Linked DNA regions of Homo sapiens: all the other regions are linked to region 1. A link is a contact called in ENCODE Hi-C or POLR2A ChIA-PET data. All regions are on one chromosome and are shown on one strand. The core of a region is the stretch at or near the end of the contact, and the rest is flanking DNA. Distances in the headings are between cores, read along the strand shown.

Region 1 (5,274 bases), core at 4-2,503:
TGTGTTTGGTGCGGTAAAAAGTCTGTGGCACTGACGCACTGTGCCATATTAAAGCCTGAAGCCAAAGGAAAAATAAAAATCAGTGATATTGAGCTTCTCTTTATTTCAAATCTGATTTTTTTTTTTACCATGGTTATTTTACATTTATTTTGACTTTTAAAAAATATTGCATTAAACTATTATTTATCCTGGCTACTAAGTTTTTTGGCATTCCCTTAAATTTTGCACCCAAGATTTCATTCTCCTCACCCTAATTCCCAACCTGGTCTGTGAGTTGGTATTTGCAGCTATTCTGTCTGATTGATGATCGTTTTGGAGGGACACTCCCGGCAAAAGTTCAAACTTTATCTGTAGAGGAAAACAAGGTGGTTAGGATTTACCGAAGTAATGAGAAGGAAAGTCACCCTCAACCTCTAAAATACCCCTTTTCCGAGTGACTCTCTTGGCTGCCAATTGCCTTCTCCAAGTGAAAAAGAATAAACTAATTTCATACCTATTCTGTCCAATAAAGCTCATTGTCCTACCTCCACCTCCAGTGGTAACAGACAGGAACAGTTCATTTTCCATTGCTAAGCAACGGCAAAAACAGCGCCCGGCATCTGTGCCCGGCCTCACCGGCTGATAGGGATCACTGTCTAAAGTTCTTGTTTGCATTTTGAAGTCAACAATAATTGCGGTTCTCTATTAGTGTTCATTAAGATGGTTTATGGCTGGACTAACTCCAATCTCCACTCAGCGGTTTGAATGCGTTGTCCTCCCAGGGAAAGAAATATTTGGCAATAAAAACCCTGCGTTTATTTCCTCCCCTCATTTCCCCTTGCTGGGCTGGGAAACGATGGTCACCATCCGCAGTTCCCTGGCCGGGGAGAACAAGGCGCCTGTTGAAGGTTGTGGAAGAGAGGGGTGGAGAGGAAGCCTCTGCCCTCCTGGAGCTGGCTTCCTTCCACTCCATGCTGAAAGTAGGCCAGTGGAGCAGAAGTCTGCTGGGGGAAGTGAGCTCTTGCTGTTCACTGGGGCGGAGAGCACTACCCTATTTTCCCAACGCCAGCCCTCAAGTGTGGAAAGAACCTTCCCAGCCTCTTTCCACGGACTCAGTGCCAGGGAGAAGCACTGCCCTGGGACGTGATCGGCTCCTGCCTCCCTGGCCCGGGACTGGGTCAAACAGTGGCCTCAGTGTGATGGCAGAAAGTTCCAGGCAGCTTGAAAGGGCCGCCCTTGGATGCAATTCCCAGGTGTTGACTCACCCGCGGCGGCTGAAAGGCTGCCAGCCCCGGCCAGCAGCAGGCCGGCACCTTTACGCAACCTCTCCTCATCCCCAGCTCTGAAAATACATCCAGAAAGCAGCCTAAAGCAAGTCATAAGGATGTCGTTCTCCCTTTTAGACCCCATTCCAAGACACCCTTCCACGCTCGGCGCTTTTCAGAGCAAGCGTGGCCTGGCCGTCATGGTCCTCTCCTCGCTGGAGAGAATTTTAGGGCCATCCTGGAAAACAAGCCCGCTGGCGCCCCCTAGTGTGCCCGGGAGCCAACGCCATTCCAATTTGTGTTTCGGGGAGGCCGGGCTAGGTGAGTGGGGTTGGAGAAACGAATCCAAGGGATCAGGGCAGGAAAGTTTAATTCCATGAGGTCTGGGGCAGGTAACAGAAAATCACACTTACAGTCCTGACTCCGTTTATGACTTAAGAAATTGCTGTTCTTAACTTCTCTCTCGTGCTTTCCTCTGACTCAAATCTCTCCTGCCTGGTTGCTGGAGAGCAATAGGATCTTGGTGTCTCTATTACTGAGGGAAACTGAAGACCAAGTAGTCGAAATACCTTAACCTTATTAAGAAGTTATAGAATGACCCTGTCTTGGGGTTGGTATGTGCAGAAGCTTAATCATCGGAAATCAAGAAACTGTAAGTCCAAGATCATTTGCTTTGCTACTGTTGCTAAAACGTCTTCACCCTTCTGTTGAGTACAGAGACACCCTACGGCAATGATTCCCAAGCAACTGGAAGGTTAAGAAGATCTTAACAGCAAATTCCTTGTATCCTGGTAATTCTGTAGTTCTTTCTCTTTCCTTCTTCATTTTCTCTGAATAGCAAGGAAGACAGAGTTCAGGTAAATGTGGGGGAAAAAATCTTTTGTCAGGATAAGCCAGGGCAGGATGGGTGCTGGAGTATGATGGGGGTATCGAGAGCCATGGAAATCTTTAAAAGAATTGGCCACCACCTGCCTAGGATAACTAGGAGGTTTGCCTACATAAAAGCTTGGGCGCTTGACCAAATGGTCACTTGAAGAATCTTCCCAAGTGGCTGGGTGCGGTGGCTCATGGCTGTAATCCTAGCACTTTGGGAGGCCAAGGCGGGCAGATCACCTGAGGTCAGAAGTTCAAGACCAGCCTGACCAATGTGGAGAAACCCCATATCTACTAAAAATACAAAAATTAGCTGGGTGTGGTGGCACACACCTGTAATCCCAGCTACTCAGGAGGCTGAGGCAGGAGAATCGCTTGAACCCAGGAGGCAGAGGTTGCAGTGAGCCGAGATCATGCCACTGTACTCCAGGTTGGGTGACAGCATGAGACTCCGTCTCAAAAAAAAAAAAAAAAAAAAAGGAATCTTCCCAAGTTGATTATCTTGATTAAACAGTCAAGAATAGGGATGGCAAATAAGTTTCACATTCCATACCAACCTTAGTCAACTGAAGAGCCCAAAGCATAGTATTGAGAGTGTTCCTGAAAGTTCAATTTGAGGCAAAGCATCTTGATTGATTTGTAATGTCTGCCATGAGCACACAACAGATGGGTGGTGGCATACATACAGCTAGGCAGGAAGATAAAAGAGGGTATTACATGCCAGAAAGCCACACCATTGTGCCTTTTTCTTTCTTTTTTTGTTGCTTGTTTGTTTGAGAAAAGTTCTTACTCTGTGAGGCTGGAGTGCAGTAGTGTGATCATAGCTTACTGTGGCCTCGAACTCCTGGGCTTAATTGATCCTCCTGCCTGAGCCTACAGATAGCTGGAACTACAGGTGTGTGCCACCATACTGAGCAAATTTTTTACGTTTTGTAGAGACAAGGTCTCACTATGTTGCCCAGGCTGGTATCAAACTCCTGCGCTCAAGTGATCCTCCTGCCTGAGCCTCCTAAAGTGCTGGGATTACAGGTGAGAACCACTGCACTCAGCCCCCATTGTGCCTTTTGATGCTACTGTTTGATAATTCTTGTATTTGAGGACTGTACTGACAGTGTGGCTTTTCCAACTTCCTGTATTAGGGTTGAGGGAACTTACTTTTCCCATCTTCCCCCTTTTTTTTTTTTAATTATACTTTAAGTTCTAGGGTACATGTGCACAACGTGCAGGTTTGTTACATATGTATACATGTGCCATGTTGGTGTGCTGCACCCATTAACTCGTCATTTACATTGGGTATATCTCCTAACGCCATCCCTCCCCTTCCGCCCACCCCACAACAGGCCCCAGTGTGTGATGTTCCCCTTCCTGTGTCCAAGTGTTCTCATTGTTCAATTACCACTTATGAGTGAGAACATGTGGTGTTTTGTTTTTTGTCCTTGCGATAGTTTGCTGAGAATGATGGTTTCCAGCTTCATCCATGTCCCTACAAAGGACATGAACTTTTTTATGGCTGCATAGTATTCCATGGTGTATATGTGCCACATTTTCTTAAACCAGTCTATCATTGATGGATATTTGGGTTGGTTCCAAGTCTTTGCTATTGTGAATAGTGCTGCAATAACCAACAAACCATCTTCCCCTTTCCTAGTTTATAGAGCCTCTTGGCTGACCTGACAGCTGATATGGGATAGCAACAGGTAGAGGTGAGAATGCACCTGATTCTCACCTTTCCTGAGATTATATGGAGTGATGGCTCAATCCCCAAGTACAAATTGAATGTTGACGGTATGGCCAAGAGGCTGGTAAGTGCTACAGCCATTCAGAGAAAAAAGGAGGGTACAAAAAGTTTCTAATACACCTCTCCTTAGTTACTCACTCGACGAGAAGCAGTTGGAGAACAGCAGCACAACACAATCCCTCCAGAAACAGAAGCAGGAGAGGTGGGCGGAAGTGAAGCCATCCTTTCCCTCTGACCCTGCAGACCCTCGCGCAGCCACGGATCAGAAGCAGGAGGCTGCTGAGGGCCTGGCTCAGCTCTGAAGCTGTGCAGCATGTCCAAGGGGCTCTCCTGGCATGCCACAGAGCACCGAGGAGTCCTCATGGGTCCCTTCCAAAGTATATTTTGAACCATTCTGATTCTCTTCACTGCCACTATCCCCATTCCAGTCACAGTCACAGTCACCTCTCCAGGACAATGCACTGGCCTCCTAACATCCCTCCCTGCTTCTTACCTCCACCTTCCACCCATCACTCCACCCTCTCGTCTGGAGCCCACTCTCCAAATAGCAGGCAGCAGCGTGGCCTTCCTGAACACAAGTGACTCCAGCATCACACACATCACCCTCCCCTGGTTTCCCCTTTTTCTCCTAAATCCTGCATGATGGAGCCACAGCTTCCCTCTCTGGCCCATCCTGCCCCATCCCCTGTCTCCTGAGCGCTCACCCTTTGGCCACAGTGGCCTTTATGCGGCCCCTCAAAGTGAATACTCCTTCTTCCCAGGACCCTTACGCAGACCCTTCATTCCTAAATCTCTTGCCCTCCCTCTCTGTTCCCTCTTTAGTTTGCTGACACCATCTATTTCTCCATCTCTCAGCTTGAGTGTCACCTCAGGAAACTCAGGCTAGTTTCGGTCCCTTTTGTTATAGGTGCACATAGTGCCTTATACTCACCTTAGGGGCACCTATTACAATTGTAGCCAATTATTTGTAAAATATTTGCATAACATCCATTCCCTGCTAGATGAAAGGGCTTGTGAGAGGACATCTGGGACTTTCTTATTTCTTGCAGTGTCTCAAGGGCTTAGTGTGGCCCCTAACACAGTTTCTGGTGTGTATTGGAAGGTTAGTATTCATTGAATAAATTACGAAATGAAGGGAGAGAGGGATGGATGATGGATAAACGGATGGGTGAATGGGACTTTCCGAGATTGGAGTTGGCTGCTGCCTTGCCAGTCATAGCGGAAGAGAGAATGCCTGTTGAGTTGGTGTCATCAGGCAAGGTGGGGGCAGGCAGGGGAGGGGGTTGACCATGGATACAGCAAGGGCAGTTGAAGGTCACAGTGTCATTTCCCGGGAATCTGAGGTTTGCCTTTCCAAGACTTCCAGGGACACATGTCTAGAATCCCATTTCCAAAAATATTTCAAAAAGAAAAATCCAC
Region 2 (6,172 bases), core at 3,369-5,868, 620 kb before region 1:
CTGCCAATTTCTGCCTCAACAGAACAAAGGAACTCATGCGGTTTCAATAATCTTTTAAAAGCCAATTTATCTACAATGGAAAATCCACATGTTCTAAATAGCCATAAAGTTGTTTGTGGATATCAAAATTCAGAGAAACACTGAAATAGATAGTTTAATAGGCAGAACAGTAAAGACAGTCAGAGACTGATTGGGAATGAACTTCAAGAATTTTAAGATTTTTGAGTGAGTATAGTGCTATAGATGACGTGGAACTTGGTACACTCATGAATTGAGGAGGCAACAGCCACTGGAATATAGGTGTGAAAAAAAGAGTGAGGCAAGGATTTAAACAAGTTCAAAGACCCTGGAAATGACTCAGGGACCTGTCAGAGAGGGGAAGGCTCAGCCATTTTTGATAAATACAGAAAATGAGCAGTAATTATATGCATTATTTCATTAATTCCTTGACTATTTTATTTTATTTTATTGATTTATTTTTGAGATGGAGTTTCACTCTTGTTACCCAGGCTGGAGTGCAGTGGCACGATCCCGGCTCACTGCAACCTCTGCCTCCTGGGTTCAAGCAATTCTCCTGCCTCAGCCTCCAGAGTAGTTGGGATTACAGGCGTGTGCTACCACGCCTGGCTAATTTTTGTATTTTTAGTAGAGACAGAGTTTCACCATGTTGGCCAGGCTGGTCTCGAACTCCTGACCTCATGATCTGCCTGCCTTGGCCTCCCAAAGTGCTGGGATTACAGGCATGATTCCTTGGCTATTTATGAAGTCCTTCTACCATGTTAGCCTCTGTCCCAGCAGATGACACCATGAGGACCTGTAAGATGCTGCGTAGTTGGATGATGTGAGGCTGAAGAGAAAGAGACGTTCACGTGAAGGTAAAAAATGATGGTTTGGCCGGGTGTGGTGGCTCACACCTGTAATCCCAGCACTTTGGGAGGCCGAGGCGGGTGGATCATGAGGTCAGGAGTTCAAGACCATCCTGACCAACATAGTGAAACTCTGTCTCCTCTAAAAATACAAAAAAATTAGCTGGGCACCGTGGCAGGCAACTGTAATCCCAGCTCCTTGGGAGGCTGAGGCAGAAGAATCACTTGAACCCAGGAGGCAGAGGTGGCAGTGAGCCGAGATCATGCCACTGCACTCCAGCCTGGGTGACAGAGCAAGACTCCATATCAGAAAAATAAATAAATAAATAAATAAAAAGATGGTTTGGCAGCCGCGCAATGAGAAGATAAGAGAATATGGAGCTCATCTTGCCCTCATCCCAGCTCCAGCTCCCTGCACGTCCTCAAGGGAGAGCAGGCTTCGGTTATAATCAGGAAGCAGGGGAAACATTTGGTAAAGGCTGGAATATGTTAGGAAATTTACTTAGCATTTTATAGGGATTCCAGAGGATGAAATGGGGGGTTTGGGAGAGAAAAGAGTGCCCGTAAAAACACTTCCATGCCATTTAAAGAGTGTGATGATGAAGTTAGGGCTGAGATATTCTAGCAATCAATATTGAGACCAGTGATGTTTATTCATGATGGTGTGAGGGTAAACCAGATAACTGAGAGCCAAAGATGGACCTAACCCAATTAGGAAAATGAATAACACAATAGCAGGCCTAGTTTTTATAAATTATGCACACCGATAGGAATAACTTAAGAGTACAATGATTTACTTATTCAACTTAAATTGCTATGAGAATAACCCCTTAAAGAAAAAGATGGCATTATAACATTTAGCATGATGCAACACTATGGTGTTATGTGGTGTAGTTACTGAAGGCAGTAACAGACCAATCTAAAAAGAGAGGCTGTGGTATGAAAATCATTCTGAACTCCATTAGACAAATGGCTGACTTTTCCATCTCCAGAAAGTAACAAATAGGAGAAACAAGGACAGACAAGACAATCAAGAGATTACAGCAATGTAGGGTCAAAGGAGAGCTTCCTCTTCGCCCTCTGAAGGTTTGCTTGAAAAATCAACTCACAAAAGGCAGTTTAATGGGACAAAAGGCAGACAATTTATTTAACACACACACACACACACAGAGCCACGCAGTGACCATCCAATGGGGTTTGGAAGCTTATATGCCATCCTGGCTGGACATTATGGGAAGGGAGCGAAGAGGAACTCTGTTGACGGGATTACTAGGAAGAATGAACGGATCAGGGAACAGAGATTAATTTGTTCATTTTCTTGTGAAAGGGTCTGTTCCAGTATGGTTACCTTCTTGGTCTTAGAGGGAGGAGAAGAAGGAACAATGGTTCCTTCTGGTGGGTCTGGATCTTAGGCAGATAAAGCTTTTGAGAGAGACAATGGGGTGGAGAAGGTCAGAGAGACCTTGAAGCTTCTTCAGTTCAGTATGTCAGACCACCATATTTTAGGGTATTGGGTTTCTGAGCCCCAACGGTAACATTAAGAGAAGGAAAAACGTCAAAAAAATAATTGTTGTAAAACAAACAAAAAATTAAAAAAAAAAAAAGACCGTTAAAAGAGAATGTAGCATAGAGCAAGAGGCATGTTTGGAAAAAGTGATCACCTTTTAGGAAGTTGCCAGTTGGTGGGATCCTACCTAAGCAAGCATTCCCGGGTGTGAGACCATCACTTTGCCTTTGAGATGCCAGGGGTTAAAATGGCATCTCAAAGAAAAATGTATCAAGTGTGATACATGAACGCAAAAAATGTAGAAAATGTAAGGCATTGTTCTTACATTTTCCCCCCTACCTTTGTACACCATCAGATTGGTACTTTTCATGGTAATAAATTCGTGGTTGAGAGTGGGCATGGAGTGGCCAGAGAAAGGCTGTCTCAGTCGCATTTTAGAACCAGCATGTTCTTTGATTTTTAAATTTTTTTTTATTTTTCAGGCTATGCTTCAAATTTTCTTCCTAGAATTTTTTTTTTCTCTGTGCAAGTTATCTTTAAATAATAAAATCTCTTTCCCTCCTAGTATGCAATGCTCGTAATGACTTCAATGAAACATTTAGGTCCTCTGGAGCCCAGGACTGTTTTGTGATTCACATCATTACAAAATATGTCCCATTAAGATGATGCACAAGCTGAACGGGAGTTAATGAACCTGCATTCTTGCAGGATAATTCAAACTTTAAGGGTGATATTAACTTAAATAAAATAAGAAAGGGAAGAAAAATCAGGTTCATTGTACACCAGAGATCATGATCTTTATCCTCTCAGTTCATAAAAGCTTATCCGTTGCTCAGTTACTCTCATACCATTATTAGCGTGGTTGTAGAGCACATATATGTATATAATTAAGTGCCCCTCTGTGGCCATTAAAGGGCTGCCTGCGTTTCCGCAGGGAGCACACGTGGAAGTTGATTCACAAGCTTATAAGAGTGTGTCAGTACCTTTCACCTTTATGACATGCTGCATGGAAATATGTGGCATCTGCCACTTATGATCCAAAGCAACAGTGGGGAAAGTATGGCCCATGGCCAAATCTGGCCCACCACCTGTTTTGTAAATAAAGTTTTATTGGAACACAGCCACACCCATGTATGTACATATTGTCTATGGCTATTTTAGTCCTGCCACAGCAGAACTGAATAATTGCAATGGAGATTGTAAATGGCCCACAAAGCCTGCAATATTTACTATCTGGCTTTTTAAAGAAAAGTTTTTGCTGGGTGTGATGGCTCATGCCTATAATCCCAGCACTTTGGGAGGCCAAGGTGGTGGGATCTCTTGGGTGCAAGGCCAGCCTGGACAACATAGTGAGACCTCATCTCTACTAAAAAATAAAAATAATTAGCCAGGCATGGTGGTGCCGGCCTGTGGTCTCAGCTGCTCAGGAGGCTGAGATGGGAGGATCCCTTGAGCCAGAGAGGTTGAGGCTGCAATGAGCTGTGATTGTGCCACTGCACTCTAGCATGGGCCGCAGAGTGAGACTCGTCTCAAACAAACAAACAAACAAAAAACAAAATGGCCAGGGATGGTGGCTCATGCCTATAACTCCACCACTTTGGGAGGCCAAGGCAGGAGGATCACTTGAGGTCAGGAGTTCAAGATCAGCCTGGCCAACATGGCAAAACCCTATCTCTACTAAAAATACAAAAATTAGCCAGGGATGGTGGTGCATGTCTGTAATCCCAGCTACTAGGGAGGCTGAGGTGCAAGAATTGCACCCGGGGGGCAGAGGTTGCAGTGAGACGAGATCACGCCACTGCACTCCAGCCTGGGTGAGAGAGAGAGACTTCGTCTCAAAAAAACAAACAAAAAAAAGACATGGTTTCACCATCTATTTGGTCTAAAGGCAAACCTTTGCTCTATACCTGTTGACCAAATACATGATTGTAAAATGAGTAAAAGCTGTATTAAATTAGGGAAATATGTAGTTCAGAACACAATATTTATATTGCCTATGATATCAAGGTTCTAGGAGTCACTTGACCTACTGAGGAATATTAGTCTTTTTTTAAAAGCCTACACTTGGTATTTTAAGCTCTTCTTTCGTTGTCAAGAAATTAAATAAATAAATAAAAACAATAGCCACGAGTTTTTGTGAACCCTCCTGAAACACAATGTCTCGTGTTCCCCTTCTGGCTCTGTGGCAGCTGTTAACTATCAAATACTATTTCTAGAACTGTGCTGACATCAGTCGATGATGATACACAAAGCTGTTTGGCATGACACACACTGTGCAAGTTGAGGCTGTTAAAATGAAACAGCTCTGTTAAAATTAACTCTATTCACATCGCAGGGAAAATATCTAAGTTTGCCAAATCAATTCCTTCCTATATCAGTGGGGAAGAACCATTTTCCAACCTCTAAAAAGGTGATTCAGACACAGGAGAGCAAAAAAACCTCCAAAATTAAAATGATAAAACAAAAATTTGCTTGACAGCAAAAGTACTTCCAAATGGATGAAATTGAATCCAAAATTGTGCCTGCAACAAATTTAACTGACAAGAAAGTCTGCATAATGGACTTGGTTTTATTATTAATGCTAATATGGGTACATTTTTGTTCTATTGTGCTGATAGCAAGAAGATAAATGCCCACCGAAGGCACTAAAATATCTCCACTCGGTTGAAATACTGATTATAGTTAGAATGCAAACACTTATTCTTCGCTTGTGAGAAAGAACCATTTTTTTTAAAAAAAAGAAAGTGTTACTATAGAGGCCATTTCAGAATCAGGTAGAGCTTTGAAATAGAATTTCTTAAAATAATGTCATGCAACACTTAATGAAGAGTTTCTTTGTAAAATTTTAAATTATGTAGATATAACTTTATCAAAATGATAAATATATTCATTGCATGATTTCTAATTAGCACTTCTTTAAAATTAATAATTAGCCTTACAGAGTCCTTATAATCAGGGGTTGAAGTTTACATTCAGGAAAACTAAGTCTAATGGTATAAATGATTTTTTTTTTACCAGCTCACCTCCCCCTGAAAATCGGTGCTTCAGACTCTCTCCTTCCCTGAACCCCAAGTCACAGGGGCAGCCAAACAGGGATTGAGAGTCATGAGGATTGTGCCCAGGAGTATCTGGCCAAGGGTGGAAGCTCCACAGTTGTTTGCAGTCAGGAGGGCCAAGGGTCTGGAAGCCAGGGAGTTCAGGCCAAAGCCACGGTGGTGTGTCAAGCCAGTAAATCAGTTAATCTGAGAAGCAGCAATTGGGTTTTGGAGATCAAGACTAGTATAAGGTCAGAAACTCCAGGAGGTTAGTAACAGCAAGGAAATAGAATGTAGGCATGTCAGCCCTGAAGGCAATTTCTATTTGTGCTTGCTTTTAGGGGACCTATTTATGTTCCCCGTGGCAGCATGCAGGGTACGGGTTACAGCTGCTTTAAGAGTGAAACTACTGTAGATAAACCTTGAGCCTAGCTGAAGCTAGCCTTCAATTACAAGAATGCTGTTGGACAGACCTCGGTCATGTAGAGATTATTTGAATGGCAATTACCCCTGTACTCTAAGCCTGTACTAATCATTCTAAATTCTCCCACTACTTGCCTTCCCCGTTGATTCATTTAGTTAACCTTTCTCTACTTTCTAGATCACTGATGCCTACGGTAGGCAGAATGTTAGATGGCCCCCAAGATTCCCTGCCCCACTGGTGGATATACCCCCTCCCCTTGAGTGTAGCAGGATCAGAGAATGTGGTGAGATGTCACTCCCTTGACTAGGCTACTCATCAGTTGACTTGGAGTTAATCAAAA
Region 3 (5,565 bases), core at 454-2,953, 750 kb before region 1:
CAGTCACGTCCTGCACCCAGACACTTAGCCATGTGTGTTCACGTTCCCCATGCCTTGCCTGTCCTGCTGGGCTCCAGTAACTGCTATACTGGAGCAAGAACAGCAATGCTGGACACTCAGCATTTAGTGAAGGTAATTCCAAAATACTGGTATCAGTACTCTTATTTATAAGTGTACGGAATGCATAACATGAACATTAGTCAAAGAACTTTTAATATAATTCACTTTTTAAGTGTTAAAATTTAAAGGTCAAGTAAAATTGTAAATTTGTAATATGGAAACATTAAGCGTCATTATCATACAAATTATTAGCAGATAACCTTAATAAAAATAAACGTTTGCGGGTTTTTTTTGAGACAGAGTCTCACTTTGTCACCTAAGCTGGAGTACAGTGCGCGATCTCGGCTCACTGCAACTTCCGCCTCCTGGGATCAAGTGATTCTCCTGCCTTAGCCTCCTGAGTATCTGGGTTTACAGGTGTGTACCGCCACACCCGGCTAATTTTTAGTAGAGAAGGGGTTTCACCATGTTGGCCAGGCTGGTCTTGAACTCCTGACCTCAAGTGATCCGTCTGCCTCGGCCTCCCAAAGTGCTGGGATTACAGGCGTGAGCCACCATGCCTGGCCAATAAAAATAAAGTTTTAAACTGTCAAATAAGAGGAGCCTAACAAGATGTGACAACTAAATGTCATTTGGTATCCTGGATGAGATCACGGAATAAAAAATAAACATTGGCCGGACACAGTGACTCAGCCTGTAATCCCAGCACTTCGGGAGGCCGAGGCGGGTGGATCACGAGGTCGGGAGATCGAGACCATCCTGGCTAACACGGTGAAACCCCGTCTCTACTAAAAATACAAAAAACAAAAAAAGATTAGCTGGGCGTGGTGGCAGGTGCCTGTAGTCCCAGCTGCTCGGGAGGCTGAGGCAGGAGAATAGCATGAACCTGGGAGGCAGAGCTTGCAGTGAGCTGAAATGGTGCCACTGCACTCCAGTCTGGGCAACAGAGCGAGACTCCCTCTCAAAAAAAAAAAAAAAAAAAAAAAAAAAGACATTAAGTAGAAACAAATCAAGCATGGACTTTAGCTAATAATAATGTATCACTATTGGTTCATTAATTGTAACAAATGTATCCTACTCATATATAATGTTAATAGTAGGGGAAACTGGGTGAGGTATATGGGAACCCTCTACTATTTTCACAATTTTTCTATAAATCTAAAACTATTCTAAAATTAAAAATTCATTTAAAAAATAAAGTCTTATTCAAAACCTGTTAAACTAAACTTTATCTAAAATGAAGAAAACATTGAAAATCAAGTAAAAATAAAATCTTATTTCAAATACAAAGCGGATCAATGGTATCATTGAGTAGCTTTTGTGTTTATGTACGAATTGTTCCAGTTGATGAAAAGTTGATGAATTGTTCCTTTCTGATTTTGGGTAGAGTTTTGTTCAGCAAGTATTTTCATCATAAGTTGAATAATTGAGTTGTTGATTCCTGATCTCAGAACATAAATGATGCATACTTCAGATTTTTTAAAATATCAAAATTGGAGTAATACATGAACAAAGTGGCATTATTCAGAATTTCCAGAAAGCCATAACCTCCTATTGCAGTCACTATTCGGACCTCATTTCTCCCAGGAAACATGACAAGGGAAAGGGAGGGGTCATTTCCTACAGTTGATGCGGCAGGCAAGAGGCCAAGTTGGGGATAGCTGTTGGGCAACTCCCTTGACCCTGGACTAGTCAAGGCTCTTTTTTGTCTCAGTGACGGAAAACCACCCAAACTAGCTTAGACTGCAAGAGAATGTACTGGAAAACACTGGGCTATCTGATAGAACTAACATAGAGACAGCAGTGGTGCAGTGGGTTTCCAGAATAACTAGAACCAACCATACCAGCACCTTCAGACTCTGCCTCTCTCCCGTAGTCACGGACAGCCTCACAGTATCCTGAAAAGGAATTGGCTCATGATTCATCCAGTTCCAAGTCTAGAGACCCCACATAGAGGCTCTGGCCCCTTGGAGCAATCAACTCTGGTTCACCCAGGGGGTATGGACATGGCCAACTGGGCACTGGCCCAGGTATACCCATGGCTGGTCGCAGAGAGGGGAAGTTTGTAAGATCTGAGCAGACATCCCATTTTCTTTCTTAGAAGAAAACTGTATGTCTATCTAGCTGCAAACTGTAGTCTAGGAGGGAGAGTGCTCCTCGGATTTGCTACTTAGGAGGATCCAGGCTCTCAGGGTGAATACAGAAAGAGGGAATGAGAAGCCACTCATGTCACCTTCCCCTTCTTTTCACTTGCCCTGGGCCCAATCCAAATCCTCATCCCATAAGCTTTTTCCCCAGCTTCTCACTTCCAGGTCCTAGTCCCTGTCTTTGTCCCCAGTCCACATGCTACTGTCTGTGCAGAATGACTTTGTTGATCTGATTTCAGTTGAGTGGCCCAAGGGTGGACGTCTGTTGACCAACTCAATCTCTTCTCTTGGGAAACACCAAGAGTGGGCATAAGTGAGAGAGAGCAGTGCCCCTCTGAGGGGCTGAGTAAGTGGGTCTGACTCAGGAGTGAGTGGCACACATGTTTTCTACCACATGGCCTGGAAACCCAAGGCAGCTAGTTGGCATTGAGAGCGGAGAAAAAAGAAAAAGACACCGAGAGGAGAACAGGAAAGGAGACAAGAAGCCCCATGATGTTTGGCTGCTGGTTAAAGCTTGTGTCCAAGGCCCAGTCATAACCCTCTGGGTCCTGTGAGGTAACCCTGTATCCTCCCAATAAATCTTTCTGCTCAAGCCAGCTGGAGTTGCTTTCTGTTATTTGAAACCAAGAGAACCCTAACTGTTGTAAGCATCGAGCCAAGGACAGAGTCTTGGGCAACGTTAACATTTACTAGGACAGCAGAGAAAAGTCTTCTAACGAGACTAAGAAGAAGCAGTTAAAGGTAGAAGCAGAAGCTATTGCCCACTTCTCTCTACGATTCCCCTGCCCCGACTTGCCCTCTCCCTGTAACCCAGCTCCATCTTCCCCATGGCAGCTGCTCTCAAAGGGGTCACCAGTGAGCTGCTAATGAATGGCCAAACGCACCAGCCCTTCTCTAACCTCATCATACTTGTCCTTTCTCCTGGGTCTGCCCTGACAGCTGCACCTTTGAAATCCTTCCCTTTTAGTTTCCATGACATGGGTCTCTCCTGGTATTTCTGTGCCCATTTTTTCCCCTCTGTCTTTTCCTGCTTCCTCTCCTACAGCCATCCCGTAAGTATTAGCATTTTCCGAGGCCCTGTATTTGGCCAATCTTCTTGATCCACACATTCTCCAAGGATGATTTCATCACCACCAAGATTTCAGCTATTATCTTTATGGATATGACTCTACAAACAAATCTTTATTTTGACCTCGGCTCAACTCCAGACCTGTGTTTTCATTTGCCTATCGGACTGCCATGCAAGCTCATTGAATTAAAATCAGACTCATCGTTCCCCTCATTTTCAAAATGATTTTCCCATTCTGTGTTTCTTTTTCCTAGCCGCCGCCCCACCCCCCGCCCAGAGCTGTCATCTAAGCCAGCTGCCGCAGAGTTCTTTTCAAGTCTCCCCCATCTTCTTTAGCTCCGTCATCCAGACACTTGCTGAATCCTTTTGAGCCTGGCTCTGTAAACCCTTCACAGCATTGTCTTCCATCCCCTCCTGATCATCCTGCCTTTTCCTTATTCCCCTTTCCATCCTTCCACCTAGTCATTTTTTCTTCTACTCATTTATATAAAGATGAGTAAAAGATGTGCAAGTAAGAAGTAAACCCTGCTGTCAACAAATTTCAATCTAGTATGTCTGTTATCTTCCCAAAGCACAGACAAAATTACTTTGTCTCTGCTCAAAAGCTTTCGGTGGCCATCTTTTCTATTGGATAATGTCGAACCCTGTAATATGCCATTCAAAGCCCTCCATAATCGGGTATCAATTTATATTTTCAGTCCCATTGTTCACAACTACCTCTGCCATACCACCCCACAACCAGGTAAACTCACACACACAGTCCCTTCTCCTAAATACACCAAAAACAAGACATCTTTGCCCAAAATAGAGGAGTAACAAATACTCTTGGAATTAATATCTGACAAGATAATAGGAAAATGCAACCATAAAATAATAAAACTCACTTTGAAAAACATCCGGGATCATCTTCATCATAATGGGTATTTTTCCCTTCACTTTGTCACCCTGGGAAGGGGGACTAATTATGCCAGGTATTTTGTATATTTGTTTTATTTTTTAAATTATTGAGATAGATATTAGTCATCCTCTTTTATAAATAAGGAAACAGTCCCGGAAAATCTAAGTAACTTGATTCAGGCTAAGTGATGGTGACGGGAGAAGAGTGTCAGGGTAGGGATTCAAACCTATCAGCCTGACCGAAAACATATGCCTTTCCTACGATGCTGCATTATTACCTGCAGTGGGAAAATCATCTATGACACTGATTCATATTCTATGGTTACACTTCATTTTCAGTCTAAAATGAATTTACCCAGATTCACTGGACAATCCAAGACAAGCCTTTAGCACATAGTAGGTATGAAAAATTAATTTCCAAGCTGGGCTTGGTGGCTCACGCCTGTAATCCCAGCACTTTGGGAGGCCGAGGCGGGTGGATCACCTGAGGTCAGGAGTTCGAGACCAACCTGGCCAACATGGTGAAATCTCATCTCTACCAAAAATATAAAAATTAGTCCGGCGTGTTGGCGCATGTCTGTAATCCCAGCTACTCTGGAGGCTGAGGCAGGAGAATCACTTAAACCCGGGAGGCAGAGGTTGCAGTGAGCCAAGATCGTGCCACTGCACTCCAACCTGGGCAACAGAGTGAGACTCTGTCTCAAAAAAAAAAAAAAAGAAAAAAAATTATTTTCCATCTTCCACATCACCAAACTTAACCAAAATTACTTTGGGTTATTAAACCCACTTTCAAAAGACAAGGATTAAAATGTGCTGCAATCTCTAAAGGCAGTATTCAAAGAGGAGTTTCAGAAATGCTGCGAACAATTGAAGCATCTTTGAAATAGGTGTGCATTCCCACTGGGCAACGCTCACTTATGTATATAAATTCTAAACTGTATCTCACCAATCAGCCTACTTGGTATTCACACCTCTCTTACAGAATTGTAATTTAGGATTAATAAAAATGAACTGTTGGCTACTTTCCTTTCTGTAGCTTATAACTTTTGAGAAATTTGTTTGGAACTGCAGAACTAGGCAGTTAAAAAATTCATATACACACACAAATTGAAATTCAATGGCATTAGGAATAGCAGCTCACAAAGTAACCTTTCTTATAAAACAGGCTTAAATTGGATTGGCCACAGGGATTGAAAAGTAGCTTAAAACAATTTAACATAATAAAATATAGAGTGTCCAATCAAAATGTTTCTTAGATTATTAAGTTGACGAAATACTCAGAAATGTGAATAAAAAAGAATTTATTCTAACTTCAGAGAAAATGCAGATTAATTTATGTGAAAACATAAACTGAAATCCAAATATACTCCCTATTTTATGCTTTACTGATCC
Region 4 (5,986 bases), core at 166-2,665, 540 kb before region 1:
GTGGTTAACCGTTTTCTCTTTCCCTCCCTGAAATTTAATTAGAAATTCCCCGTGATTGCCCCGGGAATATATGGATTTTGTGAACTTTGTAAAGATGTGTGGCATCATTTCATCCTGACATCATTTGCCATGAATTTGCAGGTTTTTTATTCCTTTATGATTCCTGCCATTGGAGGAATCACTCCTAGGACCTTCCTGATTCGTCTACTGGTCTTTTTGGGGTTTTCCAGAAGACGGAGGTATCTAGGTAATCGGAAGGAAATAGAAACCTATCCTTATAATTTTATTTATGGAGGACTACATGGATTTTCAAAATTATGTGATTGTACTTGAGATCAGTGTATGAAAAAGGAATGCACTGAGCGGAGTCTAGTCCTTAGGATTCTCTTCTGAAGTGTGAAAAAGAAAACACAATAGCTGTTATCTTGGAAACTCCGCCCCTCCAGGCATTCACTCGCACCCCAGGCATTTGCAGGCCCTCTGCATAGACTCTGCTGTGGCTACACGTGGGTCTTCCGTGCCATTTTCCTTGGCATGTGAGTAAATGTAGGTTTCCCCTGTGTTTATGGGAAATTTTACTCCCAGCCTTTTACGGTGACAAGAGAAGACTGGCTGCTTTACTCAGCACAGGGCGCTTTTCAATGATTAGAGCGATTTTCTCTGATTCTACTATACTTAGGGAAGATTTTTGAGACTACAAATACAAGACAAAGTAGTTATGTATCAGCATACGGATGGAGGCAGCCACTGTGCTAGTATCCAATTCTTTGACTACTGAGTGAAAATAGCTGCTCCTGTTCTAATTGCCATTTTTACTCTTCCTAAGTGGCCAGTTGGGAGAGACGGAGGAGGGAGGGAAGGAGCTGGGTTGGGCGGGAGGAGGTCCATTTGCAAAGTCAACAGCGGAAGTGTTCGGGGAACAGAAGACATCTGATCCGAATTCTATACAGATAAGGGAAGGATTGGATACCCAGCAGATGGGCCACCCTTCTAATTCTGCAGTAGCTTGCCGTGACAGACTTCTAATCTGATGGTATTTTCATCTTAATTTACTTGCAACCTGTTTTGTTTTGTTTTGGGTTTTTTTTTTTTTGTAGGTAACAGCATTTCTGACAAAGGTGATACATTTGCTAAAGCTTAACATTCAGATTCCTTCCTTGTCTGAGTGTTATATAATTATATATACATTTGGGCTCAAAGGTCCCAGTCTAACAAATTCCCTTCACAGGAGCACCATTTGAGGGCCCATTCTCTCATTAATTTTATTTGACATTTATGTCAACATTACATTCCTAGCCTAAAAGGAGAAATCACATGAGTACGCAGGGGCGTATTTTAAAGTGGAGTATTTAGTTTGGCAGTGAAAGGCACCCGGCGAAGTCTGCGAAAGCAACGTTTTCTAAATTAGTTAATATAAAGTGGTCTAAATGCACTAAATTTATATTGTTCTACAATGTGCTAAATGCTAGAGCACGTGGCTGTTTTGATATTTCTAACATTTTCCCCCTGGGGCTCCCAGAATTGCCTAAGATGGGTGTCTCTGGAAAATAAACTTGGGAGCCATCAGAGGTGTCAGGAACAGCTGAAAACAAGTCACTTACGATGTCAGCGATGGAATTTGCTTCCGTGAGACCTTGTGCAAAAATCAAAGACCTGATTCTTCTGCTTAGCCTAACTTCAGAGCGAGGAGTTTATCGGTGGGGCATAGAGGCATCTGGTCCCCAGTTCTGCTGAATGAAGAGTTTCACAGGCGCTGCGTGGAGGCCGGAGGGCGGTTGCCAGCCCCAGCCCAGCATTGGGAGCCAATCACATGGCCACGACTTTGCCTAGTGCTTCCCAAAGTAGACAAAAGCGTGAACTGGGGTTATCAAACCTAAATAAGAAACAGTTGTTAGAGACCATCGGTATCCTCTGATTTGGGAGCTAAGTTGAATTTTGATTCAAGAGATGCCACGAGAGAGGGAAAGAGCTTCCCCTAAGCAGCCTCCAAGGGCCCGAGCGTGGCAGCTCCTTCTGCTTCCAAAATGCTGACTTGTACATACTTGGTGGTTTTTGTGCTCTGGAGCTGTGCTTTGTGTTTGGCTATAACAATGAGTTGCAGACTGGGTTTTTGCTTTGCAGAGAATTCACCAGCATTGGAGAGGACCTGCCTTTGGTAAAAGCAGGGAGTGGGCAGTTTGTCCAGCCCCCGTCGCTTGAGTTTATTATAGTGTTTATCCCTTCTCCCTATCATCCCCACCCCAGCCAGGGTTTACTGACCCAAAACGACCTCCCAATTTCCTTTCTGCCATCTCTATCATGAATCTCAAGGGTCAAGTGCTTGGTCACCAGCTGACCTGTGAGCCTACCCAGATAGCAAGGTCCTTCAAGGTCATCTTAGAGTGATCTTAACTATGATCTTCTAGAGTCAGTGTCGCTTGGGGGTCCCCTTCGTGGGTTGGCAGAAAGGTGAGGATTTTGTCAGGGAAAATAGAGGAGGAAGGATGATTGCAGTTTATGAAGGAGAAACTTTGAGTCTGAGTTAGCTTTCATCAGAGTCAGTATAGACAACCTTGCTCTCAACACCTCACTTTGGCTTAGAGCACTTCGTGATTTTCTTACCTGATCTCATCTGCTTCAGCTTCCCGCTGGCCTTGTTTGCATACCGATCAGCTGGTGGGGTAGCAGTAGAGTGTTTTAGAGTTCCAGTACACCCTTCCTTTCCTATAAAGGCACAACATACAGAAGAAATAGAAATTTACAATTTTTTTTTTAAAGCTGTAAAGGCAATTCTGATTTTCATAGGGAAGAGATTTTAAGAATTGGAGGAGCCTCGGAGGTCTTTGCATGTCTAGATAAGCTTGGAGGTTAAGAGCCAGGTCTCCTAACATTTGGCCCAGTCTTCTTTTCTTGTTCCAGCCACTGCCTGTAGGACGATCAGAGAAGCTTCCCATTGAGATTCCAACATAGGGATGTAAAGTGGTAGGAAATCCTTCTGCTAAGAGCTGATAACAGTTATGTACCAACACTATGGGAGGGAGTGGCCCTTTGAGATGGTGGAGTGAAATCCTGGGGCTGTGTCTTGGCAGGGGGCAGAGCTGGGACTGGCACCAAGCTCCCTCAAGCACTCAGTTCAGTGGTCTCCTCCCTGTTTCCTGGGTAGAAGGCGATTGCAGGCACCCACTGGTTCTCTCTCTGCTCTCTCCCTGCCAGCCACCAAGCGTATCCCTGCCAGGCCATTATCACCACCTCGCCAGAGAAGACCAGAAACCTTATTCTGGAAGTTAGAACCATGGAACGAATATGTCCTTATTAGACCATGCCTCTGTTTTTAACTTGGTTAAATGAACTACCATTCTCTTATAAAACATCCACTTTTCTAGAACCCTTGTTGCTGATGTTGGCTGCCCAGAGGTGGCACTTTTCAGCCAGGAAGAGGTGGGGGTCTGCTTTGGAGTGGAGTGAATTATTGAGTAGGGGCTGAAGGGAGAGTGGCTCAGACCAACAATAATTGCAAACAGTGGCCATGGAGATAATTCCCTTTGCCTCCTATCTCCTTAAAAAAGTGACTCCTCTTTGCTACTAAGGACCTTGCTTTCTTTTTACTTTATTTTATTTTTGGAGATGGGGTCTTGCTGTGTTGCTCAGGCTGGAATGCAATGGCACCATCACGGCTCACTGCAGCCTCGACCTCCCAGGCTCAAGGGATCCTCCTGCCTTAGCCTCCTGAGTAGCTGGGACCACAGGTGCCCCCACACCAAGCCTGCTAGTTTTTTTATTAAAATAGAGACAGGGTCTCCCCATGTTGCTCAGGCTGGTCTCGAACTTATGGGCTTCCAAAAAGATCATGCACCCGGCCATGACCTTGCTTTAATCCTCTTGTGGCCTTTAGGCACAGCATGCACATTCTGATGGGGTCCTTAATTGTTGTCCCCAGTACTTGTATATGTGTTATCTGGCATGTTGCTTGGCCTGGGGATGAAGGGGCTCAGGTATTGTCTATGTGCAAACTTTCTTTTCCAGTGCAATTTAGAAACTGCTGTTGGACTCCCATCCCGTGGATGGGAGGCCATTCTCTTCCTTAACGGGATTTGGAAAGCAAAAAGCATGCTGGTCTTCTAAGTGCAGCTTTATTGGCATTTGGCTTCCTGCAATATATTTGTAATATAGTATGTATGCTGTATCTGAGTAAATCAGTAGGTATGTTTTGAAATTAAATATTTGCTAAGGGCTAGGCTCTTCTCGTGTTAAATTATTGATAATAAACTTCACAGACACTGTATGAGACTTGATGATATATGATTTTTGAGTGACCTGCCATTTATTAGACTTTATCTGCCCATGAAATCTATTTCCAATTCAGACCATATCTGCTTCGGGATTGCTTGCCAGAAATCTATTCCCAAGATTCTCCTTATTTCAGTGAAATATCTCTGGCTCAGCACCTTTCCCACGGCGGCTGATCTAATCGGGGCTGGATCACTTATCGCTTCTCATTTCCTTTGGCAGCACTGTCAAACTAGAAGTGCATCTCGGGGACACTCAGAAGCACTAGGTGACGCACCTCCTTCTCCCTTTTCCTGTATGGCAGAAGGTAGGGAGAGGTGAACTCCCCAAACCACAGCCCTGCTCTAGGGTCTAAGCAGAAACAGGACCACCTTTGTGGTTAGGCTAACAGAAGTTGTGTCCCTGCCTCCCTCTCTGCCAGGAGCTGTCATGGAAGTGCCACATGGAACCCTGTTCGATGACCCCGAGCAATTAGAACTCATTTGCATGGCATGGAAGGCCAAGCTGGGGCCCCGAGGCTTTTTCAGCTCCCCCTTCTTCCCTGACTTCTCTGTAGACAGGTGCATACTTCTGGCTATGGCAAGGGCCAGCTGGCAGGAGGACTCTAACTTGTCATCACAGAAATAAAATTTGTCACCTCTGTGTTCCCAACCTCTGTTCTTTCATGTTTAACCAGCACTCTGCATCTTTGTAAACATGTCAGAGTTCTATTTTTATTTCCTAATTAATTCAGAAAAGGAGCAGAAGACATTGCTAATGATAGGAAAGGGGAAGATCACAAAGGTAGGATGAAGGGTGGCTTTTATTTTTCAGTTGAATGAGGCAATTGAATGAATATGTGGCATCCAGCAATTAGAAAAATTACTTAGGGCCAGCCAGTGCCTGGGCGATTCTCGGGCTGCCCTGAAACTGGTCAGAATTTATTCCTATGAGCATGTCTAAACTTATCAACTTCAGTGGCCAGCTTTTCTTCTTATACTAATAGACAGTGAGACTTCATTTTCCCAAACACAAGGGAGAATACAAATTTCCACATATATTAATCTTTTAATTATTTGAAATGTGTTTTAGCACTGCTTCTAAAGTTATATTCTCTGAGTACATTAAACCTAATTTAACCTTTGACTTGATTTAAAATCATCTTTATAAACATCTGGAACTGTATGATCTGTATACTTTAGTGATTCCAGAATCTTAACAATCTCAAGGGTGTAGTCTTTTAATTAAATGAGCTTTTCCTCCATTCCATTGTTACCGAAAGGCTAAAATAATAGATATGGAGTAATGGAAAGAGTTCTAAACTTGGAATCAAAACTCTACTTCTAATTTAAGTTTAATCATTAATTCACTGTGTGACCTTTAGCAAGTCTCTGAACATCTCTGAGCATTTATTTCTTCATCTATAAAAATGAAGAATTGGACCATAAGACTCCTAAGGTTGTTGACATTTCTAAAATTCTATAATTTTATGATCAAGGACCATGCTACTCAGTAATACCAGGTATCTGAAGGGCTTTTGAGGTGTTTCTTAATGATATGGCTCCAAACTACCATCATTGTGTTGGCTTTGAAGCTTTCCTATATTTTATGGGTAGGCAAACTATAGCCTGAAGGCCAAATCGGGCTTACCATCTGTTTTTTGTAAATAAAGTTTTATTGGCACAGAGCCACACTCATTTGTTTAGGTGTTGTCTATGGCTGCTTTTGAGCTACAGTGGTG

Evidence for each region. A loop is a pair of places that touch in the nucleus more often than their neighbours do. ChIA-PET counts read pairs that join two places held with the same protein, here RNA polymerase II (POLR2A). Pooled maps may share reads with other maps.
Region 2: a loop to region 1 is called in a map of gastrocnemius medialis, with 2.5 times the contacts of the local background. The contact joins two enhancer-like sites. A Hi-C loop is called at or near these places in 2 of 168 maps with a recorded cell type or tissue (CD8-positive, alpha-beta T cell and gastrocnemius medialis) and 7 of 50 pooled maps. POLR2A ChIA-PET finds 5 or more read pairs at or near these places in 2 of 52 experiments (A549 and OCI-LY7).
Region 3: a map of gastrocnemius medialis shows a loop between it and region 1 (14-fold over the local background). The contact joins two enhancer-like sites. A Hi-C loop is called at or near these places in 2 of 168 maps with a recorded cell type or tissue (gastrocnemius medialis and testis) and 3 of 50 pooled maps. POLR2A ChIA-PET finds 5 or more read pairs at or near these places in 2 of 52 experiments (PC-3 and activated CD4-positive, alpha-beta T cell).
Region 4: a loop to region 1 is called in a map with no recorded cell type, with 2.4 times the contacts of the local background. The contact joins the promoter of FOXN3-AS2 here to the enhancer-like site in region 1. A Hi-C loop is called at or near these places in 1 of 168 maps with a recorded cell type or tissue (OCI-LY7), 1 of 37 single-sample maps with no recorded cell type and 3 of 50 pooled maps. POLR2A ChIA-PET finds 5 or more read pairs at or near these places in 2 of 52 experiments (K562 and MCF 10A).

The regions. Positions count from the first base shown.
Region 1 is chr14:89,036,755-89,042,028 of GRCh38, reverse strand. It overlaps LOC105370615 (a long non-coding RNA gene), which reads right to left. Exons shown (of 3, transcript XR_944128.3): 1 at 250-5,274. Among named protein-coding and RNA genes, the nearest start is that of TRA-AGC15-1, 60 kb to the right of the region's middle. RefSeq lists enhancers at 523-1,079, 1,131-1,250 and a silencer at 1,551-1,610. Within about 2 kb of position 1,253, at least 31 of the 41 ENCODE cell types and tissues checked have a DNase peak (open chromatin) inside an H3K27ac peak, as active enhancers do; they include gastrocnemius medialis, where a contact is called at or near this core.
Region 2 is chr14:89,658,842-89,665,013 of GRCh38, reverse strand. No RefSeq gene overlaps it. Among named protein-coding and RNA genes, the nearest start is that of FOXN3-AS2, 86 kb to the right of the region's middle. RefSeq lists an enhancer at 5,695-5,804. Within about 2 kb of position 4,618, at least 4 of the 41 ENCODE cell types and tissues checked have a DNase peak (open chromatin) inside an H3K27ac peak, as active enhancers do; they include gastrocnemius medialis, where a contact is called at or near this core.
Region 3 is chr14:89,790,454-89,796,018 of GRCh38, reverse strand. EFCAB11 (EF-hand calcium binding domain 11) reads left to right here. Exons shown (of 6, transcript NM_145231.4): 6 at 1-1,350. Among named protein-coding and RNA genes, the nearest start is that of EFCAB11, 160 kb to the left of the region's middle. Within about 2 kb of position 1,703, at least 4 of the 41 ENCODE cell types and tissues checked have a DNase peak (open chromatin) inside an H3K27ac peak, as active enhancers do; they include gastrocnemius medialis, where a contact is called at or near this core.
Region 4 is chr14:89,571,645-89,577,630 of GRCh38, reverse strand. FOXN3-AS2 (FOXN3 antisense RNA 2) reads right to left here and starts at 1,415. Exons shown (of 1, transcript NR_024620.1): 1 at 154-1,415. It also overlaps a transcript of FOXN3 not described here.